Regions from separate parts of the Homo sapiens genome. Here region 1 is linked to region 2. A link is an interaction called in ENCODE POLR2A ChIA-PET data of the cell type or tissue named here. Cell type or tissue: MCF 10A. All regions are shown on one strand.

Region 1 (5,000 bases), 490 kb before region 2:
GCTCATGTTTTTATGGCCACCTCTGACACAGAAAGGCAAGGAAATGTTAGGGTAATATTTGTAGGAGTTTATTATTATTATTTTAAATATTTTTTTAAAAGTTCCACTGAGATTTTATCTTCTTTAAAAAAAAAATTAAAGTTATTTGTAGGGCTTCTGGCTTGCTTTGTGGGAGACTTGTTCTAGTTTTTATGGCCCACTTGTGGAAAAGAGGAATTCTGGCCTCTCTGACTGCTTTGGGGAAGAAAGAAGGGCAGGAGACAGGAGGGCAAGAGAAGGTCAGAGAGCAACTGTCTTCTGAGGCCTTCTCTAATCTCATTTAGTTCAAAGTACTCAGCATGCCAAAGCACCATACTTTGGGGTATCATTTTCTGAGCCCCAATAGTACTTTTTCCACACATAACTACATATCAGGTAGTCAGTTCATTTTTTACCTAGACTCTTCAATCTGTTGTCCTTCAGTACACTGGTTACTTTTTAGACCTGGTCCAGCAGTGGTCCTAGGGCATCCTTTCCCACTCTCCTATCTTGCATCTCATTCCTGGATTCCATGTCTTCCTCTTTATAAGTTTACTCTCACATTTTACCAAAGCCAATTCTGCAACTTCCTATGAAAGAGTGCATTGGAGGTAAAGTTTTTGACACCTTGCATATCTGAAGATGTCTTTATTCTATCCTAAAACTTGGTACATAATTTGACTAGGTATAAAATTACAGGTCAAAAATCATTTTGGGGCTGGGCATGCTGGCTCACACCTGTAATCCCAACACTTTGGGAGGCCAAGGCAGGAGAATCATTTGAAGCCAAGAGTTCAAGACCAGCCTGGGCAACAATGTGAGACCCTGTCTCTACAAAAAATTTAAAAATTAGCCAGGCACAATGATATGGACCTGTAGTCCCAGCTACTCCAGAGGCTGAGGCAGGAGGAAAATAGTAACAACAATTTTCACTCAGTTTTGGCGATAGTACATCACTATCTTCTAGCTTCCAAAACTGCTAAGGAGTTTGATGCCATTCTGAGTCCCTTTCTTTTATAAGTTACCTGTTCAAGTTCACCTCACCCTTAAACGTTAAGAAACTATTCTTTATTGCTGCCATCCTGAAGTTTCATGATAATGTTAGTCTTTTCCAATTGACTTTTTTTTTTTTAACTTTTATTTTAGGTTTAGGGGTACCTGTGTAGGTTTGTTATACAGGTAAACTCATGTCATGGGGATTTGTTGTACAGATTATTTCATCACCCAGGTACAAAGCCTAGTACCCAAGAGTTATTTTTTCTGATGCTCACCCTCCGCCTGCCCTCCACCCTCAAGTGGGCCCCAGTGTGTGTTGTTCCCCAGTTTGTGCAGTTGACTCTTTTTTTCTTGACATGTCATGAATGCATTAACTACATATATAAATTTATGTCTTATTTCCTCTCCCCAATTTTGTTTTTTCCTTCTGTTGATTTTCTGTTGCTCTATCTCTTCTGTCTTTGTATTTTCATTGTACTTTGTAGATGTATCTTTTTCTCTACTAAACATATTTGTTATATTTCTAAATCAAAAAGCTTTTTCTCATTCTGCAAGTTGTTTTTTATATTATCCTGTTCTTGTTTCATAAGTGAAATATCTTCACTCATCTATGAGGATACTCACTCGTTTTTCTTTTTTGTTGTCTTTTGTTCCCTACATTGCCTCTATTTCTTGTTTGCTTTTTATTTTGATTGCTGTCTTACATTTAGTAATTTTTTTTTCTCTAATATCTGGGTATTCTTGAATCTCAACCATATTTTGTTTTGTTTTGTGTTTTTTAGAGACAAGCTCTCGTTCTGTCACCCAGGCTGGAGCACAGTGGCACGATTATAACTCACTACAGCCTCGACTTCCTGGGCTCAAGTGATCCCCCCTGAATCAGCCTACAGAGTAGCTGGGACTGCAGGTGCACACCATGACACCTAGCTAGTTTTTTTACACTTTTTTTTTTAGAGATGGAATCTTACTATGTTGCCCAGGCTGGTCGCGAACTCCTGGCTTCAAGGAATCCTCTCACTTAAGCCTCCCAAAGTGCTGGGATTACAGGCATGAGCCGCTGCTCTGGCCTCAACTCATTTAAGAGTAGGCGCTATACAGCTCTTGTCAAGGGCAGCTGTGTGTGGGAGAGAAAAAAGAGAGAAGGTGTTGTTTGTTGATCAGATAGCTTCATGATAGGGCGCTCATGCTGCAGGGTACCCTTTTTATCAAGAGACTTCCAAATGTCAGTAGTTGGAGATTTTTTTCTGGGGCTCCTAAGTTCCTCTAGAGAAGGGTCTTGAGTCCTCTGCCTGGGGGCCAGGGATCTCTGCCTGGCTGCCAGTGTTGCTGAATTGGAGAGGCTAACCCTGCAGCCTCCTTCAAGTGTTGGGCAGGCAGCCTCCTGGCTATAGGAAGGAAGCCTCATCTTCTGAAAAGTGTTACTTCTTCCACCCCAGGAAATCCATTGCTATTTCCACTTTCCCAAATTTGTTGAAAACTTCCTCTGATGTTGCCTCCTTTTGGGATATCTTTATGGCCTTTTTATTTTTTCACTGTCATTTTTAAAGCATCTGGGGAAGGAGATAGATAAGCATGTTGGTCAGTTGGCCATGTTAAATGGGAAGCCCCACAGTGCTCTTTTATAAATTGAATTCAAATCTTTTCATCCCTGATGTGATGGAGTCTCCTGAGTCTCCACCACAGTTTTCCCTCGGTGACCCTGCCTGCCAGGCCCCTGAGGGCATCCGAGGCTTCCACCTGCTCCAACACTCTCTGTCACTTAATAGCTCCTGGGCTGCCAGGCATAACAGAGTGGACCTTCTGGGTGTATGTGGCAGTTTCACCTCTGCCACGCAGCCCCTTGGATGCAGCTGCAGGAACAATTGTGTGGAATGGAGTACACTTGCATTAGGGACTCTTCTCAAAGAAAACCCATCTCAACAGTCAACAGAAAGAGTAATTTGAAACACTTAACAAAAGATTTCTTACTCTGTACACACTTGAGAAGACAGCGTGTCTCAGACATAACTGGTCTTCTTCCTACTCAGAGAAAGTTAGTACAGTCTGAATGACTAAGTAAGGCTTTTCAGATGGCACAAAATAATGCATCTCAATCAACTTTTTTTTATCTTGAGAATTAACTGCAGCTGGACACGGTGGATCATGTATACAATCCCAGTACTTTGGGAGGCCAAGACAGGAGGATTGCTTGAACCCAGGAGTTCAAGGCTGCAGTGAGCTGTGATCACGCCACTGCACTCCAGCTTGGGTGACAGTGACTGCAAAGATAAATGCATACCTCTTAACTGTCACACTGTAGAACCTAAACTGTGCGTGAACATACTTCAGTTTTCTAATCTGTATTTAGTAGTTAAATACTACTTTCAGAAATATATTTTTGAGTATACTACATTAATGAATTGTTCAGCCCCGGGAAACAACATGAACCACCCTTCTTTAAACTTGTGAAACCACTTGTAAAATGGACTTTGGGAATGCCATTGCTGATAATATTATATTTCCAAATGTGCAATTGCATCACACTCATTTTCATCTTGGCAAGAACAGTTACTTTTTTTTGAGAATTTGGATCTCAATTCGATTGGCCATATATTTTTTGTATAATGCTTGTGGCTCAAAAGGATTCATTTATTGGATTTTTGGATTTATAGACTTTACTGTCAAGCTCCTTCTAGTCTCTATGCATAAGGTATAGCATTAATGTTTCTAATGAATGGCTACAGATAAACTATCATCTTCACAAGTTGTGCAGATTTCCATTGTTTTTGCTCCATTAGGCCTATGTCATGCCACAGCTTTTTGTTAGAAATATTTTAAGCACCTACTTTGGGAAAACACTGTACCACACTTACAAAGCTAATCCTGTTAATACACAGTTGTTTACTATTTAATCTTGAGGGAACAGATCTGGGATTAGTAGTATTTCTCATCCATTGTCCATCAAGTTGCTTTCTCCCACATCTTATAGAAGGGGAGAATGAATTTTTTTTTTTTTTTTTAAGACAGAGTCTCACTCTGTCTCCCAGGCTGGAGTGCAATGGTGCGATCTCAGCTCACTGCAACTTCTGCCTCCCAGGTTCAAGCAATTCTTCTGCCTCAGCCTCCTGAGTAGCTGGGATTACAGGCACCCGCCACCACGCCCAGCTAATTTTTGTATTTTTAGTAGAGACGGGGTTTCACCATGTTGGCCAAGCTAGTCTCGAATTCCTGACCTCAAGTGATCTGCCCGCCTCAGCCTCCCAAAGTGCTGGGATTACAGGCGCGAGCCACCACGCCTGGCCAAATGAAAATTTTTTCACTTTTCCCTTTGTCTATTCTTGACTCCCTTTTCCAATATTCATTGTCTTCTAAAGGGTCCCTTAAACTATGCATAAGACGAGAGTCCGAATGAAGAAAACATTAAATCATTAAGTGTTTCTCTATGTTGCAGCCATTCTGAAGTATTAAAATAAGAGAGCCAGGTGTCATGGTGCCATGGTACACAACTGTAGTCCCAGCTACTCAGGAGGCTGAGGTGGGAGGATTGCTTGAGGCCAGGGGTTTGAGACCAGCCTAGGCAACACGACAAGACCCTGTCTCAAAAAAAAAAAAAATACTTCCCTAAAGGTTTAAAGGGTCAAGGGACAGACCTGAGCTAAAAATATTTGCATATTACTCTTTTGGGAGGAGGTACAAATTGCTTTAGGAGCCTGAGAGTTGCTCTTTGAGTGCACAAACACCTCGCCTTCAGAATTTCCTTCCCATCTTGCTGCCTGTCCCATCTGGAGACTTGCGTGCTCAGCATTCTGGGTCTCCTCTGGGTTCAGTCCCTGGATGGAAATAAGGAAGGCCTGGCCAGTCTTAGATGGCAGGTGCCGCTCAGCACAGGGAGGAGAAGCATTCTGCTCTTCTCAGGTGATTGCTTGTCTGCAAACCAGTGATAAAAGCTTATTGTTGCTAAAATCTCTGATTAAAAATCCTATAGCCCCTTTTTTGCAGTAACTTGA
Region 2 (5,000 bases):
ACCATTAAATGGGTGGTCTACAATCTGTGGAAAGATTTTTAAAACTTTAAAACTATAGTTGAAAATGTATTCATTCATTCATTCATTCAGTACGTCCTGTGTGTCTGATAGTAGAAAGTATCCTAGAGATAGAAAACTGATTAAGGTATGGTCTAGCGGAAAATTCGGAAAATAGAAACAATTCTTAGCAGTTATAATACAGTGTAATAAAGGCTATGATAAAAAATGAAGTACAGAGTGCTGCAGGAATACACAGGAGGAGCATCAGGGAAGGATCCTGGAAGTCAGCTCTGAGGATGAGAGCTGAAAGGTGGGTGAGTCAGCCAGTATGCAGAGTGCGAGCAGGAAGACAAGTGAAATAACCCTAGTCCTGCATTTATGGAATCTGTTTTATTCACTGGGGAACATGAACCAGTTAAGGTATTAATTCAGGTTAAAGCGATTATTGTCATTTTCTGTCATAGCCTAAAATTATGCCAGGGCCAAAAAATGCTATAAGCTATGTTATTTGCAAATTAGAAATAACTTAGTTGTAACTTTAGTATTTTTAGAAATACGTAACTTTGATCAAGGGCATTGGCTCATAAATTCTTAATTTTGACATTGGTTAAAGGAAGAGAGTGGCAAGGCTACCCAGCCTTTCATTTCCTACTGAGTTCTCTACTTTTACTGATAGTGCCTCTGAGTGTAGGTTTTTAGCTGTCTGCCCCAAATCAGGTCAGCCTGCTCCAGTAGTAAAGGTTATTTTTATGACTAGTCATACTCCATCCTGCCCCCTTCAAAAGAACTATTTCACTAACAGTATGGGGGAGATGGGGGTGGTGCCGAGGTGGATGGGAGCAAACTAGGTAAAAATGCCACAGACTCCCACTGTTTTTACCCAGAGTTTCTCAGTTTTTTATGAATCAATGCTTCCCACGTTGTTGCTTCCTTTTGGTTAATTTCTAGAACCCTATATGAGTGTTTTTTTAAATAATTTTGTCCAACTTTAAAGTTGTTTTGGAGAATGGGAGATACCAGTTTCTTAACTCGGCCATATTTGGAAGTCGACACATTTTTTGATATATGAGTGTTGATCTAGCTTGTATCCTGGGATAAACCTCACCTGCTCAAATGTAGTATTTCTTTTCTATATTGCTGTATTTGGTTGGCTAATATTTTTAAGGATTTTCGTCTATTATTCATGAGGAATATTTGTTGTAGTTTTCTTTTCTCGTAATGATTTTGTCTGGTTTTGGTTTCAGGGTAATGTCATCTCCTAAAATTATTTGCAAGTGTTCTGTCTCCTGTTTTCAGAGAGATTTTTGTGTAGAATTGGTATTATCTCTTCCTTAAGTGTTTGGTAGAATTTGGCAGTGAAGCCCTCACGGCCTGGAGCTTTCTTTGTGGGTAGGTTTTTTATTACAAATTCAATTTCATTAGGAAGCTCTCCAGTTCATCTGGAGTGAACTTTGGTAGTTTATGTCCTTAGAGGAATTTTGCCCATTTTATATATGTCATCAAATGGATAATGCCTTTTGAATTTAGTCAGTTAAAATTCTTACTGGAATTTTTGTGTATATGCGTATTTGCGAAGTGATCTTTTGTTCTTTGGTTGACGTCTCCTTATTTGGATTTGGAATTAATATTGGTCTCCTATTAAGAGCTGTTGTGTCTGTTTGTTTTTGGTGTTCTTTTTTTTTTTATTTTTCCTACTTCCTGGCAACTTGGAAAAGATTTTTTTAAAAGTTTAATAACTCATCCATGTTAACCATCTCATTCTAGGGCTTTTTGGGAGGGAAAATACTTGATTTCTATTTCAGATATTTGAATGCTTTTTGTTCTATTCAAGTTTTCTATTTCTTTTTGTGCCAGTTTTGGTGTTTTATGATTTTCCAGAAATGTATCCATTTTACCTAGGTTTTACAATTTATTAGCAAATTGTGTAGCCTACTCTTCTTATTTTAATTATGTTGAGTCCATAGTTATTTCTCCCTTTTTCATTTGCTTTTTGTTTGCATCTTTTATTTCCTTCATTAGACTTGCTCTAGAGGTCTATTGTTTTAATATTTTTAAAGTTATACCTTTTTTTAGTCCTCTTTGGTTTTATTGTGTTTCTCTTTGTCACCAATTCCTGTCCTTATTCTCACTTCTTTTTGTTTCCTCTCTTCTGATACCCAAGGGAAATGCTTAGCTCTGTTGTTTTCACCTCTCTTATTTTCTGATCAATGCTTTTAAAGCTAAATTTTTCTTAGAAGTATATAGTACTTTTTAATGTATCTTACAAATTGTCTATTTGTGATTTTTTTAAAGGTTAAGTTTTATGATATTTAATTTCTAATCAAAATAATTTTTAAAGCAATTTCTAGTTATTTTCTGGGCGACAGAGTGAGACTGTGTCTCAAAAAAAAAAAAAAAAGTTAATGCTTAATTTTCCCCTTGAATCAAGTGGGCAAATAGAATGAATATGGTGGAAATGACAGTGTATGACTTCCAAGAGTAGGTCACAGGAGGCACTGCTTTCTCCTTGCTTTCTCTCTGAGATCTCTTTCTCTAGGAGAAGCCAGCTGTCATGTCATGATGACAGTCAAGTAGCCCTATGGAAAGTTCCATGTGATAAGGAACTGAGGCCTTCTCAGTTCTAGCACTAACTTGCCAGGCATGTGAATGAATCATCTTGGAAGTAGATTCTCCAGCCCTGGGCAAGCCTTCAGATGACTGCAGCTTCTGGCTGGCGCTTAAATGCAACCTCATTAGAGACCCTGAGCCAGAACCACCCAGCCAAGCCACTGCCAAATTCCTGACCCATAGGAACTGTCTGAGTTCATAAGTATCTGTTGTTTTAGGCTACTAAGATTTGGCATAATAGCAGTGGGTAACTAATTACAGATGCTGAATCTAGGGGAAATTTTGATGATAAGCAGGATATTTCTTGATCTCAAAGTGTTGTCCCACAGACTGTTAATTATCTCTAAGAAGGAAAAAAACAGTAATTGTACAGGGATGAATCAGGCAACAACCTTAACTGGTGATCAGTATTGACACTGGCCATCATATGCCTCCAGATGTGATACCCTGAAAAGGACACAATATCACCTAGTCAGTATACTGACTAGAGTCACCTTGTCAAGATGTGCACATCTTGAATCTAATCATAAGGAAACAGCAGACAGCCTCCACACAAGGAACATCTTAAAAGAAGAAAGAGGAATTTATTTTTCCAAAAAGTCTATGTCATAAAGGACAAAGGTTCTGGAAATTTTCTTTTTTTTTTTTTTTGTTTTTGTTTTTGTTTTTGTTTTTTGAGACAGAGTCTCACTGTGTCGCCCAGGCTGGAGTGCAGTGGTGCAATCTCGGCTCACTGCAACCTCCGCCTCCCGGGTTCACGCCATTCTCCTCCCTCAGCCTCCTGAGTAGCTGGGACTACAGGCACCCGCCACCACACCCAGCTAATTTTTTTGTGTTTTTAGTAGAGACGGGGTTTCACCATGTTAGCCAGGATGGTCTTGATCTCCTGACCTCGTTATCTGCCCGTCTCGGCCTCCCAAAGTGCTGGGATTACAGGCATGAGCCACTGTGCCAGGCCGAAATTTTCTTAATTAAAAGAGACTGACAGGCTGGGTGCAGTGGCTCATGCCTGTAATTCTAGCACTTTTGGAGGCCGAGGCTGGTGGACCACCTAAAGTCAGGAGTTCAAGACCAGCCTGGCCAACATGGCGAAACCCTGTCTCTACAAAAAAATACAAAAATTAGCTGGGCATGGTGGCACGCACCTGTAATCCCAGCTACTTGGGAGGCTGAGGCAGAAGAATTGCTTGACCTGGGAGGTGGAGGTTGCAGTGAGCCAAGATCACGCCACTGCACTCCAGCCTGGGCAACAGAGTGAGACTCTGTCTCAAAAATAAAATAAAATAAAATAAAAATAAATAAAATAAATAAAAAAATAATAAAATCTGACAATTGAATGCAATACCTGACCTAAAACTGGATCCTCTAATGGAGGGAAAAGAAATACTGTCAAGAACATTATTGGGGTCGGGCACAGTGGCTCCCATCTGTGATCCCAGCACTTTGAGAGGCCAAGGTGGATGGATTGCTTGAGTCCAAGAGTTCAAGACCAGCCTGGGCAACATGGCAAAACCCCATCTCTATAGAAAAAAAAAATTATTGGGTCAAGTCACAAAATTGGAATACAAATGGTAGAGAAAATAAAATGATTGAATTAGTTTACATTTACTGAATTTGATAACTGTACCATGGTACATAAGAGAATGTCATTTTCTTGGGAAATACACATTAAGTATTTAGGAGTAAAAGATGATGATGTTTATAATGTAGCCTCAAATAGTTCAGAAAAAAAGTGTGTGTGAGTGTGTGTTTGTGCAGGGGGAGATAGCGTGTACAAATAAGCAGTACAAATGTTAACAGGTGAATCTGGGTAAATGGTAATGGGTGTTCTTTTTATTATTTCCATCTTTGCAACTTATTTGTAAATTTGAAATTATTTCCAAATAAAAAGTTAAAAAAAATACAGCAAAAAAAGTTATATGAGATGGAAGAAAATAAGTGTGGGTAAATATGAAACAAGATCGGCCATACATTGATAATTATTGACACTGAGTGGTTTACTGTAGTATAAAAAGAAGTTTATTATGCTCTTTGACTACTATTGAATATATTTGAAATTTTTCATAATAGAAGAAGGTAAACAATAATGAGGGCATCTGAATTTGAAGATCGCTAATTGTATTTCCCAGCTCTAAAGCTCTATGGCCATTTGAGTGTGATGAATTATGTATGTTAGGTATGATCCTATTTTTTTTTTTTTTTGAGACAAGGTCTTGCTATGTTGCCCAGGCTGGCTTTGAACTCCTGACCTCAAGCAGCCCTCCTGCCTTGGAGGCCTTTTGAATAGCTGGGACTACAGGCTTACACCACTGTGCCCAGTGGTTAGCACATTTCCTGGCACATAGTATAGTAATTGTTCAATATATGTTAGTAATAACTTATTATTGGATGAG

What was found. ChIA-PET counts read pairs that join two places held together with the same protein. Peaks named below come from ENCODE experiments on the same cell type or tissue, not always from the same donor. Only the 100,000 strongest peaks of a DNase experiment are listed, where the experiment ranks them.
Region 1: POLR2A ChIA-PET joins it to region 2 with 5 read pairs; 2 of 35 experiments call an interaction of 5 or more read pairs at or near these places.

Annotation. Positions count from the first base shown.
Region 1 is chr7:33,100,615-33,105,614 of GRCh38, reverse strand. The region is part of intron 1 of RP9 (RP9 pre-mRNA splicing factor); the gene reads left to right. Among named protein-coding and RNA genes, the nearest start is that of RP9, 6.3 kb to the left of the region's middle. In MCF 10A, no CTCF peak of the experiment used is centred here; no DNase peak of the experiment used is centred here.
Region 2 is chr7:32,614,497-32,619,496 of GRCh38, reverse strand. It overlaps the pseudogene DPY19L1P1. Among named protein-coding and RNA genes, the nearest start is that of MIR550A2, 120 kb to the left of the region's middle. In MCF 10A, no CTCF peak of the experiment used is centred here; a DNase peak (open chromatin) is centred at 2,656.